Regions from separate parts of the Homo sapiens genome. Here region 1 is linked to region 2. A link is a loop called in an ENCODE intact Hi-C map of the cell type or tissue named here. Cell type or tissue: B cell. All regions are shown on one strand. Links, peaks and the distances in the headings refer to the core of each region. The heading gives the core; the rest is flanking DNA.

Evidence for each region. A loop is a pair of places that touch in the nucleus more often than their neighbours do. Peaks named below come from ENCODE experiments on the same cell type or tissue, not always from the same donor. Only the 100,000 strongest peaks of a DNase experiment are listed, where the experiment ranks them.
Region 1: it touches region 2 in a loop (1.9-fold over the local background); 3 of 110 quality-filtered maps call a loop at or near these places.

The regions. Positions count from the first base shown.
Region 1 is chr21:29,120,180-29,123,100 of GRCh38, forward strand. It overlaps a transcript of MAP3K7CL not described here. Among named protein-coding and RNA genes, the nearest start is that of MAP3K7CL, 9.0 kb to the right of the region's middle. RefSeq lists enhancers at 1,656-1,705, 1,856-2,035, 2,446-2,515. In B cell, for the core only: no CTCF peak of the experiment used is centred there; a DNase peak (open chromatin) is centred at 1,782; H3K4me3 peaks cover 854 bases; H3K27ac peaks cover 1,679 bases.
Region 2 is chr21:29,169,764-29,172,684 of GRCh38, forward strand. All of the region lies in intron 4 of MAP3K7CL (MAP3K7 C-terminal like), which reads left to right. Among named protein-coding and RNA genes, the nearest start is that of LINC00189, 22 kb to the right of the region's middle. In B cell, for the core only: no CTCF peak of the experiment used is centred there; a DNase peak (open chromatin) is centred at 1,488; H3K27ac peaks cover 555 bases.

The sequences.
Region 1 (2,921 bases), core at 321-2,820, 49 kb before region 2:
TTTTCTTTTTTTTTTTGAGACAGAGTCCTGCAATCTATTGGTATCTTTGTGTCTTTGTATATTTGTGTATTTGTATCTTTGTATATTTGTATCTTTGGCACCAATGAAAAGGTATCTCCTACAAAGGCAATTTGAGCCATATACCATAAACAGGATTTTGGTGTGTCAATGAAGAGATTTAATTTTGGCAAACAAATTAGCTCTTACACTTTATGAGCTCTGGAACTTTGGGCAAATCATTGAAACTTTGTAAGTCTCAGTTAGTTCCTCTATAAAGCAGGAATTTACAGTAGCTGTCTTAAAGGGGCGTTTTGTGCATTAAATTACATCATGGGTATGAAAAGGGCCTAGCTGAGTGTCTGGGACATAGTATTTGCCCCACATAATTCATTTCTCATCACCTTAAAACCAGAATATTTCATGGGATTTCGACATATTCTACTCATGAAGGTATTAACATAGAATGTTTGAGTCTCTTTTCTTTCTTTCTTTTTCTTTCTTTCTTTCTTTCTGTTTCTTTCTTTCCTTTCTCTCCTTCTCTCTTTCTTTTCCTTCCTTCCTTCCTTCTTCCTTCCTTCCTTTTCTTTCATCAATTTGAGGAATAGGCTGGGCATGGTGGCTCATGCCTATAATCCCAGCACTTTGGGAGGCCAAGGTGGGTGGATTGCTTTAGCCCAGGAGTTCGAGACCAGCCTGGGCAACATGGTGAAACCCCACTTCTACAAAAAATACAAAAATTAGCTAGGCATGGTGACATATACCTGTAGTTCCGGCTACTTGGGAGTCTGAGGTGGGAGCATCACTTGAGCCTCGGAGGTTGAGGCATCAGTGAGCTATGATTGTGCCACTGTACTTCAGCCTGGGCAACAGAGTCAGATATATATATATAGTGTATATATGAGAAATAATGCCTTTCTTACCCAACTTCATTCATGAAACCGTATTGCAGGCTTCATCTGTTCAAGTACTCTACCCATTATCTACAGTGAAGGAAATGGCACTCAAGTTTGGGCAATGACTGTCTTACCTGGGAATTCTGAGGGAAAAGGTCTTCCCTTCATGGGTTTGTAAAGCTGGTAGGACATAAATGTAGGCAGCTGGTGGCCAACTCATGGGAAAACTCCATCTGAAAATGAAGCTAAAATAAAGAAAGCTGACCATGAAGTGGAGTAAGTTAGTTCCCTAACGGTATCAGTTGTGCCTTTGGTAAATCAATGTCTAAACAAAAAGGTCCCTGGATTTCCTACTTTTGTGAACCAATAATTACCTGTTGGTATTCAAGCTAATGTTAAGTTAGTTCTTGACTCCTGCAACTGAAAGAATATAGGCTCATTCAGAGCTAAACTTCTTTTTTCTTTTTTCTCATTCACATGGGAGGTTTGGTTGGCATTTGGTCCTTTCTTGCAGTAGGAGGATGTCCAAGTAAAGACATAAACCAGAAAGGTAGTGAGCCAGATCTTTAATGAGCCAAGCAGTTCAGTGTTTGGGATTTTTAGAAATACTTCAATGAGTTTCCTTTATAATTTCAGTAAAGATATGACCTTAACATTGAAGCTTATTTGAGAAATGTCTGAAGGGTACTTAGGCTACATCTCGTAGGCCTTCTGATTTTAAGAGGCTTGTATTCATGGATAAATGTAGCTGTGGTTGGGGAAAAAAGAGAGAGACCAACATTTATGAACACCAGGCACTCAGCACTTTCCTCACAATGTGTTCTTGCTGCATGAAGACCAAGGATGTCACAGGCACTAGTCAAATTTGAGTTGCAAAGCAGGCCACAGAGGGAAAGTCCTGCAAGTACTCAGTCATCAGCATGGGGAGGAGGAACTCAAACCAAGTGTACACTACAGAATGTGTCCCATGTTCATGTTTGTGCACCTGTTTGGTTTCTGGAAAGTGCTCCCTCATGTTAAATTTATGTAGTTAAGTTGTAAAACAGGAAATCTTCCTTGACCCTTTGCAGGATTTGTGAAAGGGGTGGCTTGTTTACTGAGCCCGCAGCACTCAATCCCTTACGGGATGGGGAACATGCAGGTAAGTGGGTGCGGGGGCCAGGATGAGTGCTTCTGGGTGTCAGCGGGAGCAGAACTTTGTGCGGCCCTGTGACAGCATCTGGGGGGGTACCCGTGACCCCTGGAGCCCTGAGGGCATGTATTACACTGCAGTTTTTTAGCTTTGCTGTTCACGGATGGCTTAAGTGTTTAACAGCTCAATGTGACAGCCCTCTGTATCCTGAGCTCTCATTCAGTGTCCAGGAAGAATCAGGTTGCACGAACGAATTGAAGATGGTAAATTGTGGGCGATTTTATTGCCAATGAAACTGGCTTTTAGTGGAATGGAGAGCTGGAAAGGGGATGGAGCGGGAACGTGGTCTTCCCCTGGAGTTTGGCCATCCACTGCCAAACTCTTCTTCGAGGCCCTGCCGTCAAGCCGTCCCTCTTAAGTTAAGCTGCTTCTCACCAACGTCTAGCTGCTGCTGCTTTTCTCTACTTCTCTGCCGCTCTGCTGCCAGTGGCGGCTGGGGTTTTTCTGGGTACAGGATGGGGGTCAGGGCAGGCCAGGGTGATTTTGGAAAAGGCAACATTCGGGTGGGAAATGAGGAATGCATGTTCTTACTTTGGGCCATGGGTCCAGGTTTGAGGGTGGGGTCCTCACTGGGGACTGCCCTCTTCTACCCAGTATTTTCCTGCCTCCTGTCTGTATCAATTGTATTTTAAATTTGTTACTTTATTTGAATTTAAATTATAAAATTGGTTGATAAGAACTTTGTACATTTGATTTTGTAAGAGTTTTATAAAAAGATTATATATAGTTTTATGCTTATACTTAAGTAATGCTATTTTCAAAATGAAGTCAATACTGGAGAAGAAATGATCTTTTTTTTTTTTTTTTTTTTTTTTGAAATGGAGTTTTGCTCTTGT
Region 2 (2,921 bases), core at 110-2,609:
TAAAGTTTGAAAGTTTTCTTAACCAATTGACTTGGACTTTCCCTTCCCCTATTTGTTTAGTAACTAAAAACCTTTCCAGGCATGTGGCTTAGGATGGAGGCAACAGATGAGCTATGGTGGACTCCAAAGTTATGACCTTTTAGGCTATTGAATGGCGTCATGTGGAAAGCTATGTTACAGATTCATGACTGCAGAAATAAGATCTCTCTAACTGTGGTCTTCTACCCCCATATTACATTACACTGAAGGAAACGATACAAATAGAACCAATAAATCAAAGGCAGAACCACATTCTAGCCTATAATACATATTGATTTGTTCTTCAGATCATCTATTTATAAGATTGTTTTTGTAGCTTGATGTGCCAAGGTTTAATTATGAATTGCTAATGGATGAGCATAAATATGTCTATATAAATAGGTCCTGGACAGGAAACAATAGACATTTTGACAGTTTTCATTGGATGTCTGTATAATTACTTATCAAATACATGACACTAATTTAGAAACATATCCGCTGAGTCTTCTGGGTTCCAGTAAAGAAGAAATTATTATTGACTTTCTCCAATGCAAGATCAGACTAGATAATTTAGACTATTCTTTCAAATTGTAAAAATCTATGATTTTGTGATTTTTTATCTCTGACAATCAAAATTAATGACAGATAGCTTCAGGAGTTTTACATGAGGTTAGATATGGAGCCAGGGAAATAGCCATTGTTATCCCCATTACCACCACCTCCCAGACTGTGATTTGAAAGTAAAGTCCACCTAAATCATTTATATGACACAAGTAATTTGAAGAGAAAAATAGAACAGGAATAGATGATCTGTTTGATGCATAGGGGATTTAAAGCATGTCTCTCTCTCTTTCTCTTTTTTTTTTCTTTTTTTTTGGAATGGAGTCTCACTCTGTCGCCCAGGCAGGAGTGCAGTGATGTGATCTCGGCTCACTGCAGCTCCACCTCCCAGGTTCCAGCGATTCTCCTGCCTCAGCCTCCCGAGTAGCTGGGATTACAGGCACACACCACCATGCCTCGCTAATTTTTGTATTTTCGGTAGATACAGGGTTTCACCATGTTGGCCAGGCTGGTCTCAAACTCCTGACCTCAAGTGATCTGCCCGCCTCGGCCTCTCAAAGTGCTGGAATTACAGGTGTGAGCCTCTGTGCCTGCCTCTTTTTTTTTTTTTTTTAATTTATATAGGCTTTACTCATTAATGTTTAAAAATAATTACATGAGGAATTTTACTAATTAATATTTAATTATTGACATTTACTACCTAAGCTATGCTTAGGGACACAAAACTCTAAACATTTAATCAGAAGATAGGCTTGATTTCTGGCTCACTCTTATTAGCTGTGTGACTTTTTCCTTTAAATGGAGCACTTTCAGTTTCTATTTCCTCATTTTTAAAACATAAATTACTGTATCTCTGAGCTACCTTTTTCTTCAATTATTTATTCAGTAAGTATTTATTGTGAGCCTATTCTATTCTAAACAGCATGGAAGATCCAAAAATCAGTAACAGCCCAAAGGAACTTTGTTTATATGCGTATCAGTGATGTACCTTATCTTCCAGTTTTGGACACTTTCTAACATCTGGTTTTGCTCAGTGGACACCAAAGTGGGTATCCAAGGCAGGCCATTGGGTGCAGGAAGAAAATACTAGAACTTTTATCCTTATTTACTCCTTGTCTTTTTTTCAGGATAACTGCATTTTGATAGTTTCAAACTTAGAGAAAAATTGCAAAAGTAGTATAGAGAACTCCCAACCGGGCGTGGTGGTTCACGCCTGTAATCCCAGCACTTTGGGAGGCTGAGGCGGGAGGATCACCTGAGGTCAGGACCAGCTTAGTCAACATGGTGAAACCCCATCTCTACTAAAAATACAAAAATTAGCCAAGTGTGGCGCACACACCTGTAGTCCCAGCTACTCGCGAGGCTGAGGCAGGAGAATCGCTTGATCCCAGGAGGCAGAGGTTGAAGTGAGCCGACATCACGCCACCGCACTCCAGTCTGGGTGACAGAGTGAGACTCCATCTCAAAAAAAAAAAAAAAAAAAAAAACAACACTCCCATATATCCTTTACTGGATTCACCAGTTACTAAACTTTCCCCAGTTGTGCCTTATTCTTCCTCCCACGACAGTACTGGGGTTTTCTTTCTCTCATACACACACATATACATATATACATATGTGTATGTATATATGTGTGTAAATACATGTATGTATACGTATGCATATATGTGTGTCATCATGCTCCACATTGCCCTAAACACTTCAGTAAGTATAGTCTAAAACAATAACATTCTCTCATTTAACCATGGTATAATAATTAAAATCAAGAAATTTAGCATTGATATATTATTATTATTTAATTCACAGTCCATATTCAAATTGCATCAATTTCCCAATAATGTTCTTCAAAACTATTTTTTTTTCAGTTCAGAATAGCACATTGCCTGTGTTGTCATTTTCTTTTTTTTTTTTTTTTTTTTGGTTTCTTTAAATACGGAGGAGTTCTTAACATTTTTAAAGATACAGGTTAACAATTTTGTAGAATTTCCCTGAATTTGATTTGGTCTGTATGATTAGATATAGAGTGTACATTTTTGGCAGGAATACCACAGAAATGATGTGTGTTTCACAGTGCATGTGATGTCTATTTATCTCATGACTAGCAGTGTCAACTTTGGTCATTTGGTGAAAGTGGCCTTCCAGTTTTCATCACACATTTCCCTTTTCAATTAAGTAATTTGTAGGAGACACTGAGGTTATGTAAATATTTTGTTCCTTATCAGACTTTCACCCCCCAGGTTTAGCATCCGGTCTTATCCTGTTACATATCCATATTTGGGTATGCTTTATAATGTATGTAATATATTGGCAGGTATATAATTTATGAATGAATATGCAGACAT